Linked DNA regions of Homo sapiens: region 1 is linked to region 2. A link is a loop called in an ENCODE intact Hi-C map of the cell type or tissue named here. Cell type or tissue: Calu3. All regions are shown on one strand. Links, peaks and the distances in the headings refer to the core of each region. The heading gives the core; the rest is flanking DNA. Region 1 has its middle 26 kb from the start of LINC01508. Region 2 overlaps LINC01508 (long intergenic non-protein coding RNA 1508).

Region 1 (5,382 bases), core at 272-5,271, 65 kb before region 2:
CCTGTTCACTCTGATGCTAGTTTCTTTTGCTGTGCAGAAGCTCTTTAGTTTAGTTAGATTCCATTTGTCAATTTTGACTTTTGTTGCCATTGCTTTTGGTGTTTTAGACACGAAGTCTTTTCCCACGCCTATGTCCTGAATGGTATTGCCTAGGTTTTCCTCTAGGGTTTTTATGGTTTTAGGTCTTAAATTTAAGACTTTAATCGATCTTGAGTTAACTTTTGTATAAGAAGTAAGGAAGGGGTCCAGTTTCAGTTTTCTGCATATGGCTAGCCAGTTTTCCCAACACCATTTATTAAATAGGGAATCCTTTCCCCATTGCTTGTTTTTGTCAGGTTTGTCAAAGATCAGATGGTTGTAGATGTGTGGCATTATTTCTGACACCTCTACTCTGCTCCATTGGTCTATACATCTGTTGTGGTACCAGTACCATGCTATTTTGGTTACTGTAGCCTTGTAGTATAGTTTGAAGTCAGGTAGCGTGACACTTCCAGCTTTGTCCTTTTTGCTTAGGATTGTCTTGACTTGACATTCATGCAAAATATTGTATATTTAAGTTCTTTATTTGCAAAGGATACATAAATTTCATTTCAAAAGCAATACAACAAAGTGTTCCAACAAAAACAAGGTAACTTAACTTTTCCAGGATAAATGATTCATGCTTTTATTAATTTATACATTTTCTTCTGAGAGCAGCTTCACATAGTCAAGTCTCCTTTTCAAGGCACCTGTTGGTTATATTGCTATTTAACCCTCAACCACATGCTCCTTTGGAATATTTTTTATGTGATTGACATGCACTTTTACTTGACTTTAAGGAATTTTTCTTGCTTTTCTAACCAGATTGTGTCATGAGGTCAAGAAACTTGTAATATCTTATTCTATTATCTGTGGAGCTTAAAACTCTACTATGTGATGGTAGTTTTATTGGATAGGAAACATGTGAGGGTAGGGAACAGTATAAACACTCAAAAGTTTCCAAATAAATAAATGATGGGTGCTCTATAAATGAGCACCAGATATGAGCTGCCATCACAGGCTGTCTCAAATCTGGAGGTCATTTCAAAGCACAAATAGACCCAGTGCCCTTAGAGATCTCAGTATGACCAAGGGTTGTAGGAAAAAGGAATCTGTGTTTTGAAAAGTGTTTTTGGGTCACTCTCATTTACCTGTTTTTTGTTTGTTTACTTTATTTTTTATCTTATTGAGATCAATGAGCTGAGATTATCATGCGCAGTTAGACCTCAAAGGGACTTCAGGGATCCCTCAACATTTCCCAAACTGGTGAATAGTAAAAATGTCCACCTTGAATTCTCCGGTCCTTCCCTGGAGATTCTGACGTAATAAGTCCAGGGTGGGCCTGGGTCCATCTACTTAAATAAGGACTCTGGCTGCTCTGTTTATGGGGCATTTGAAGCATGTGAGGAAGCACGTCCCCAGGAGCACTGGTAGAACAGACAGAAGGCATGCATGGCAACAACAAAGGTTGCTCTGGCGTTTGCCAAGGTTTATTGTGTCACTGTAATTACAGGTTGAGCACAGCTACATTCCTCAGCACAATAAAGTTGTCGGAGCCCACTCCCGAGGCAATTGTTTCCCATTAGGGAAATGTTGGGTTTCCTTTAGTGATGAAAGGCAATAACACAACATGTAATTCCTGTAGCTGTAATATAATGCGTCCAGAACCAAAACACAACCCTCCCGGGAGCCATATCTACAGAGTGCCCAGAAAGGTGAGATGTTCTCTCAGATTGAGAGGTGACCTCTTTATCTTTTGCTGATGTGAATTGACGTCTCTACTCCCCAGAAAGCTGAAATGTGACAGTCTTTGGACCTCATTTTCTCCCTCACAACAATTAAGCAACACGTACATGCTGAGATTCACAAGGCTTCAGGCTTAGCTATGCCAAAAGAAAAAGATGGTTTTTGTCTGATTTTTTTTTTTGCTGAAATCTTTATAAGTATTGCAGATAATTCTAGTCCTAGAGGTTTTGTAAAAGTGATCTGAAATTTCTCCTTCTGAAGCTTTCAGTATTATAGATAATTATAGCTCTGCAGTGATCTGTAGAAATGATAGTGGACACACAGCATTTTCCCTGCCTCTCTCTCTCCTCTTTACGGCCTACTCTTTCTTTGGGAGCTTTAGCCTCACTCAAAAAGACTCAGGCCTATATCTTCTTATAGACTCTTACAAAATGAGTAATGAATCAACAAGTGGACATAAATTAATAGTAACTTAGGCCAGCTTAAATATAGAGAGATGCAAACTTTTATGTTAGAATCCTAGTATACCTTTGTTTTATGTTTGTAGGTAAACACGTTGTAATAAGAGGATAACAAGGGAAGTTGTTGAAGGTGGAAGGGAGAAGATAGTAGGTCTTAGGGCCTTTGTCAGTGTCATCTGCAGACAGCTGCACACACTGTAGATGTTTGCATAAACTTCTGATTTCTGATCTACATGTGCCTCGTGGGCTAGTTTCAGAAACTCATCTCTAACTGAAACCAGTTTCACAATTTCATGTTGTGTTCATGGACAAGAGACAAAATGGGAGTTGTTTGCCTCGGATTTGTGGGGAAAATCGTTTTGGAAAGATCTTTGTCAACTATTTAAAAAATTGATTTCCAGCCAGGTGCAGTGGCTCATGCCTGTAATCCCATCACTTTGGGAGGCCAAGGTGGGTGGATCACGAGGTCAGGAGATCGAGATCATCCTGGCTAACACGGTGAGACCCTGTCTCTACTAAAAATACAAAAAATTAGCTGAGCGTGGTGGCGGACGCCTGTAGTCCCAGCTACTCAGGAGGCTGAGGCAGGAGAATGGCATGAACCCAGGAGGCGGAGCTTGCAGTGAGCTGAGATCAGGCCACTGCACTCCAGCCTGGGCAACAGAGCGAGACTCTGTCTCCAGAAAAAAAAAACAAAAGAAATTGATTTCCAAGAAATTTATATTGTGATTTGACCTGGCAAGTGAGGGTCAGAAAGTGTCATTTGGAGTCTATATAAAAAATAACTTTTGCTTAAATTGTTTCCAGTCCAATCCAGTCCAGTCCAACCCAAGTGTTACTGAAAACAAAATATCTCTTTATGAAAACCTCCACAGAATACTGAGAGCAGAAGGCTACGGCAAGACTGGCGCCTGCAGCCTTGAAGGGTTGTACCCAGCAGCGGGGAAGGGGAGGCAGGGATGGTGCTGCTGACATCCATCAGCAAGCTAGCCCAGCTGTGAGGTCTTCCTTGGTCACCAGCAGGTGGCCACAGGGACTCTGGCAGTACACAGGAAATGACCCTTGGACTCCATAGCTATCAATGGGCAATCACTGCTTCAGAGAGGCTGGGAGCAGAGCCAGGGAAATACTATGGGCATCCAGGACTGCTCTGCACACCACGTTGCTGTGTCATGGAAACAGTTTTAAAATTTTGAGAAAATTAGATTTTCTATTTTGCAATAAATACCAAAAATAATTTCTGCAGGAAATAAACCTTTTTTTTTCTTCAAAATATTTACCAAGGGCCTTCTTATATGTGCCTCATATGTTTTGGGCTTAAATTAAAAAAAAAAAATAACCTCCTTATTAAATACTGCCTTACTTAATTTTTATTCACTTCTATTTCAGAATTCTTCTGAGATTACTTAATATAACTTATTACTTTTGCAGAATTGTACAGTCTCCTAGGACAATGTAATAGCAAAACCTAAAAAATAAAAATAAAAGTCAAAAACAAAAACCCAACCCAATCCATCTTCTACTAGCAGCTGATAAAATATACACTGCCGAGACTTGAGTATTATTTATCACTTCTTTCTCCTAGATACACATCACAGCACACACACACACACACACACACACATCCCCCATACAACACACATATTCCCACACACACAAACACCACATGCACATCCCCCACACAACAGAATCTTATAGACAGGCATTAATCAAATAATTCTAAATTGCATGGGAAATTTCCAGAGTGATCAGTGCTATGTAAGGGAGACCATCGTGCCCTGAATACATGCAGTTGAGTCATCTAATTCAAGAAAAATGCCTCAGGGAAGGTTTTCCTGAGGTAATGAGGAATAATCTGGAATCCAAAGGATGAGCCTGGATTTACTAGGAAAACAGAAGTGAAAAGGGCCTCTGACCACAGGAAAAACAGCACGTGTGCAAGTACAATGGCCGTGAAGGCTGACCAGCTCGTGGGGCCCGAAGGGTGTGGACACATGGCTGGAGAAGAAGGCATGGGCTGGTCCTGGACCAGCGGGTCACATGCTGCCAGGGTAAGGACATTTATCCCTAAGAGCAGTAGCAACACAGAGCCATTGGGTGTTTTGACAGGCACAGCAGGAGGACCTGGAAACTGATGGAATCAGGCTTGCATTTCAGAGCATCAGCGCAAAGGATGCAGTGGATGTGAGTGGGAATGCATCCTTGTAGACCCATTAATGGGGCTAGGGAAGGAATGATGGTAGGTAGAGGTAAGGTGTCAGCACCTATTCCCTCTACCCGAAATTCCCAACCAGATCATCACATGACTGTCTCTTTCTCATCATTCAATCTTAGTTCCAATATATTCACCTCAAAAAGACCTCCTTTCACCACTCTATATATTGTTGCTCCCTCTTCTTCTCATGGTGTTGCCAGACCTTTGGTCTTGAATTTCTTATTCACAACACTTGCCATGATCTGATTCAGCAGGGCCTCAAACAGCATGGTTTTGTTACAACATTGATAAGAAAAACAAGTGGCTCCCGATTTCCAAGGGCCACTGAATGTGTGGCGTTTGCAAGTTCTCCCTACAGAGAAAGTGGCTCTTCTCAGGGTACTCTGGTTTCTCCCATATCACAAAGGTGCGTCCGTTAGGTGGATGGGTGTGTCCACACATCCCAGTGTGAGTGAACGGGTATGGGTGGGTGTGAGTGCACCCTATGATGGATGGCATCCTGTCCAGGGTGGGCTCCACCTTTCACCCTGCATTGCAGGGACAGGCTCTGGCCACCCACTACCACAAATTGGAATAAATAAGAGGACTCAAAAAAGGAATGAGAGGATGAATACAAATTATTGTAAAATAAAAATGTGCAAGGTCTATGATCATCACGCAGATGTGTGACAAGGACCGATGAGGTACGAAGATGCTCAGCGGGCCCGTCAGATTGGTTCTTGCTTGCTTTTGAACTGAGTTGTGGTAGGAGGTGCTCCTGACAATTTTTGCCTTGCAAACACTTATTGCCTGATTTAACCAACCACTACTGCCACTGCAGTCCCTTGCTGATTCACCAAAAATGGAATAAAAAATTATCTTAAATATGTGTATATCTCACATGTATTTCAGTGTTTAATATTACAAGTGTTTGGGTCTTTCTATTATTTTTTTCTTATAGAG
Region 2 (5,382 bases), core at 214-5,213:
GGAAATTATCTTCTTCAAAATTCATTTTAAGGAGATTTGCAAGCAGGCTTCTGTGTTGGTATCCTTCCTAGAAGTCTGAAGTCAATTCTTTATCACTGAGGGTCAGATTTTTATTCTATCCTAGGCTAGTGGGTTTTCCAGTAGTTTTGCTACTTACCAGTTCCGATGAGGTGTTAATATTAGTCAGAACCAGGCCTAAAACAAGGAACACTGGTATATTGCCCTTTGGTTAGTAGAGAAATCTGTAAATTTATACTTTTCCTTTTTTCTTTTTTTAGATGGAGTTTCATTCTTGTTGCCCAGGCTGGAGTGCAATGGCGTGATCTTGGCTCACCACAACCTCCTCCTGGGTTCAAGCAATTCTCCTGCCTCAGCCTCCTGAGTAGCTGGGGTTACAGGCATGCACCACCATGCCCAGCTAATTTTTTTGTATTTTTAGTAGAGATGGGGTTTCTTCATGTTGGTCAGGCTGGTCTCGAACTCATGACCTCAGGTGATCTGCCCGCCTCGGCCTCCCAAAGTGCTGGGATTACAGGTGTGAGCCACTGCACCAGGCTATACTTTTTCACAGTAGTAAGATGATTCAGAAAAGTTGTTCAGTGACGTAACCATCAGACGTCTGAGTAAATCAAGCCCAGATGGGAAGTCTGAGTGAAATGCCTGCCTGCTGGCAAGGCTGGGGAGGGCACAGGAGAGTGGAGGAGCAGGGCAGGTCCAGATGGGGTCTGGGAGAAGCACAGGTCCAGGAAGGGAGCTCGTCTGAGCAGAAAGGGCATGGAAGTGAGAGGAGATATTGGAGTGAGGAGGAAAAGGGGGTGTCAAGACGGGGGAAGGTGAAGCAACAGCAGGGAGAGGAGTCCCAGGAAGGGCAGCTGGGAGTGACAGTGGGGAGGAGAAAGAAGGGGTACTAGGGGAAACAAGCATCAGACTGAGGGACAAGGAAGAGTGCAGGTGGTGGAGGAAGGCAAGAGAAAAGGGACGAGAATGAGAGATACAGTGAGGGAAGTGATGGTAGGTGAGGGTGTGGTGGGGGGTGTCTGTCAAAAGAAATTTGGGGCTGCTGCTGAAATACTTCTATTTAAGTCCACCTCACATTACGAGGAAATTCTCCACTTTTTTAGCTTGCAGTGAGTCTCCATTGTTAATGAAAAAACCAAACACTGAAATATTTTAAAGAATTTATTCTGAGCCAATATAAGTGACTGCAGCCTGGAGAAAACACAAACTCAAAAGCCTTGAGTAAGTGTTCCCTAGGCAGTGGGGTTACAATTTGGTTTTATGCATTTTAGGGAGACAGAAATTGTAGGTAAAATTATAAATCAATACATGAAAAGCATACCTTGGTTAAGCCCAAAAAGGCAGGGCATCTTGAAATGGAGGCTTAGAAGGTATAGGTGGGTTTTAGAGATTCTTTAGTTGACAATGGGTTGAAAGAGTTAAGCTTTGTCTGAAGACTTCAAGTCAGTAGCAAGAAGTGCTTAAGATAAGGGGGTCTGCTATCTGCCATATGATGTTATACTAGAGTCAGGTTGGAAAGTAAGCCACATTATACTCGGTTAATTAAAAAACCCATTTAACAAGATTTTATGGTTTGCAGGGCATGACTCAACTCTTTCCTTACATAGCTTTAGGTCTTTTTTATGATTTGCTGTCTTATTGCCACAAAGAGTCTGTTTAATATTTAATTTTAGTGGTGTAAGCTAAAAATAAGATCCTAAGCCCCCAGCCAACTGAACAGACTCCCTGTTGGTCATGGAGATCCCAGAAAAACATTAAAAACTGAATTCCTGGCCATGACAGGAAGGGCGGTCAGACATGCCTCGTTACACTTTCCACCTTTTGGAGTTTAGGCACAAGCTACTATCATTAATGTTAACATAGAGATTATAAGATTTAATTCATCTTAGATTTTCTGGGGTCTCCTTGGTCAACAGGGAGTCTGTTCAGTCTGTCAGGGGCTTAGGATTTTATTTTTAGCTTACACCATTAAAACTTAATATTCACTGTGGGGCAATGAGTAATCTGCCCCTAAGATGAATTAAATCAATAGGGATAATGCATGCAAACAGTAAGTAAAGAGTAGGTTGGATGAAGTTAAAAAATAAAAGCAGGCCGGGCGCAGTGGCTCATGCCTGTAATCCCAGCACTTTTGGGAGGCCGAGGCGGGCAGATCACGAGGTGAGGAGATTGAGATCATCCTGGCTAACACGGTGAAACCCTGTCTCTACTAACAATACAAAAAATTAGCTGGGCGTGGTGGCGGGCGCCTGTAGTCCCAGCTACTCGTGAGGCTGAGGCAGGAGAAAGGTGTGAACCCGGTAGGCGGAGCTTGCAGTGAGCCGAGATTGCGCCACTTCGCTCAGTCTGGGCAACAGAGTGAGACTCCGTCTCAAAAAAAAAAAATAAAATAAATAAAGATAAATAAATAAATGAATAAAAACAAAAGCTATTCTGGTCCTGAGTGTTAAAAATAAATTATCTTTAACTCATACAGACTGTGTAAGTGCAACTTAATTAATTAATAAAGTAGTGTTTGAGACTAAGGAAACTGAATTGTTTGGGACGCCTGTTGCTCTCCCATCGGGAAGCTTGGAGTCGAAGGCTCGCTGCAAGCTGATTGAGAGTCTGGCATGTTCTTTCTGCTTCCTCAGTCTTTTGAGCCACATAAAGCAGGAGGTGGCTCTTGGAGAACTGAGGAACAAACCTGGAATTGCCTCCCTGAGTTCAGCACTTATAGGCATGAGCTTTCTCAAGTTGAGTGGCAGCAGGAAGAAAGTTGCGTCAGCTCCATTGAACTCCATGTGACACCAGGAAGTGTTTCTACCCAGGAGCGAAAGCACACCTTAATACTCACACGGAAAGGTTAGGTCACCTGCGCCCAGTCTGATTCGTGTTCGGTAGTGACTTTCTTAGGCTATGCTGGGAAGTTTAAGGCCAAGTCAGGACCTAAAGGGAGAGAGGGTGGTCCTCACCTAGCGATGTATGAGTATCTGTATTTTAACTTTGTAAAATGTTTTCATTTAAAGTTGCTTAAGGAAAATGTAGTTAAGTAGTGGCTGATATATAGATATTTTAAAAATTACTCACAACATGACCATAAGACAAAAATGCAAGTGTCTATCTCTCAGTGTCCTTTGGGGGCAATTTAACAGGCCCAGCAAGGGCTTATTTGGAGGAATAGACCTTGTGTGACTCATTGCTAGCTAATGGTCCCCAGTTAAATGAAGTTACACTTTAACTTGTAGATTTTTGGCTGATAGAGATACAAATAGTTTCTGTCTGGTAGAGAACATATGTCCCAAGGTGTCACAGACTCTGGACCAGTAGGATTTTAGCCAGTTTTCTATCCAATTTAACAAACTTAGAATAACATTACTTTAAATTGGGTATACAACCTACCTCTTTAAGGCCGGGCATGGTGGCTCACGCCTGTAATCCCGGCACTTTGGGAGGATGAGGCGGGCGGATCACGAGGTCAGGAGATCGAGACCATCCTGGCTAACACGGCGAAACCCCGTCTCTACAAAAAATACAAAAATTAACCTGGCGTGGTGGCGGGCGCCTGTAGTCCCAGCTACTCAGGAGGCTGAGGCAGGAGAATGTCGTGAACCCGGGAGGCGGAGCTTGCAGCGAGCCGAGATTGCGCTACTGCACTCCACCTTGGGCGTCTCAAAAAAAAAAAAAAAAAAACCTCTTTAAATACTCTTTGAACCAGCTTTATAAGCTTACTGACTCCCTCATTAATAAGTTGAATAAAATCTTTGATATCCTTTCATGTCTTTGCGTGTATGTTTGTGTTTTGAGATAGGGTCTTGCTCTGTTACTCAGGTTGGAGTGCAGTGGCATGATCACAGCTCACTGCAGCCTCGACCTCCTGGGCTCAAGCGATTCTCCCACCTAAGCCTCTTGAGTAGCTGGGCCTATAGGCGTGAGTCACTATGCACAGCTATTTTTTTTTTTTTTAATTTTTTGTAGAGACGGTGTCTCACTATGTTACCCAGGCTGGTCTCAAACCCTTGGGCTCAGTGATCCCCTTGCTTCAGCCTCGCCAAGTGCTGAGATGACAGGCATGAGCCACCTCTCCTGGCCCTGCATTCATTTTATATTTGTTTGATGGTCATTTTTTTTTTCACTTTTGAAAGTTATACTTTTAACATGAACATGGTATCAAATTGTGCCTAGATATTTGCATATCTCTGAATCTTCCTTAAAAACAGTTTTGCAAATGCTTAATTTTTATTTTAACAATTTTTCAGCTGAAGCATGATTATTGACAGAAAAAAAGTTTAGCATGTTTTATTCCTCTTAGGAGAAACCTGGTTATAGACTATATGGCTATTGACGTATATAACAGAAAATGAGTGGTAACTTTTTAATGCGTCTTCATAAGAAACTACAAGGAATAGTGAAACATCCTGTTGCTGGGATTAGGAGACAGGATAAAAAGTTGAAAAAAAATACTTTTTTAAAGAGATAATTTAAATATTTCTATTTGCACTGCATTGGAGGTAGATAAGTCTTCTTGTCATTGCAACCCAAACTATAGTTTTGGCATTTAAAAAATGTTTTTGAACCAGTATAATGATTCTTAGTCTTTGTGAAACCCTGGAATCACTTGAAGGACTTTGAAACTGCCAGTGCCTGGTTCCGTTCCCAGCACATCCAATTTAATTGATGTAATCATGGCCTTGACACTGAGATTTTAAAGATATATTTAATTCACAAATAAAGAATTGTATATATTTAAAATATACAACATGATGATTTGATATACATGTACATTGTGTAATGATTAGCACAATCAAATTAATTTACACATTGTCTAGGTGAGAACCATGGCCAACATAGACAATCACCAAGATGTTCTCAGGGCCTTATTAAAAACCAAAATTCATGGTTCCCACCACTCAGAGGTTCTCATTCAGGTAGTTTCAATTGGCAACAAAGAATCCTCAGTAAATGCTAATGATCAATCAGGTCTGGGATTTTAGTAGAATTGGTAACAGGATTGATTACACAAACCAGAAATTTTTGCCTTATCATATCCAGCTCCAGCTATTATCCTTAACTGGCTTTGTTCATTCACATGTTGGAAATTTAGTTTTCAATATTTTAGTAGGGAAATCTTATTTTGGGAGAGGAGGAGGTTCAATGTAATATTGAGAGGAGACAAGGTATTTTCATAGGAGGAAACAATAGCTCCATAATTGAAGTACAAAAATTGTATTTTATTGAACTTATGTAATTTCCACTGGCGTATATTTGTTAATTGGGGAAATGAATTCAATCACAAGGGGAGAAAAATCATTTCTCGGTTTTCTAAATTGAAATCTTCCAGAAATACTGAAGACTGATAAAACCTTGGCGCCACTACAACATCAC

Evidence for each region. Hi-C counts contacts between places; a loop is a spot of excess contacts. Peaks named below come from ENCODE experiments on the same cell type or tissue, not always from the same donor. Only the 100,000 strongest peaks of a DNase experiment are listed, where the experiment ranks them.
Region 1: it touches region 2 in a loop (2.5-fold over the local background); 1 of 110 quality-filtered maps calls a loop at or near these places.

Annotation. Positions count from the first base shown.
Region 1 is chr9:90,456,573-90,461,954 of GRCh38, reverse strand. No RefSeq gene overlaps it. Among named protein-coding and RNA genes, the nearest start is that of LINC01508, 26 kb to the right of the region's middle. RefSeq lists an enhancer at 1,345-1,846. In Calu3, for the core only: a CTCF peak has its summit at 3,238 (motif pointing right); a DNase peak (open chromatin) is centred at 3,284.
Region 2 is chr9:90,391,374-90,396,755 of GRCh38, reverse strand. The region is part of intron 1 of LINC01508 (long intergenic non-protein coding RNA 1508); the gene reads left to right. Among named protein-coding and RNA genes, the nearest start is that of LINC01508, 39 kb to the left of the region's middle. In Calu3, for the core only: no CTCF peak of the experiment used is centred there; DNase peaks (open chromatin) are centred at 2,295 and 2,805.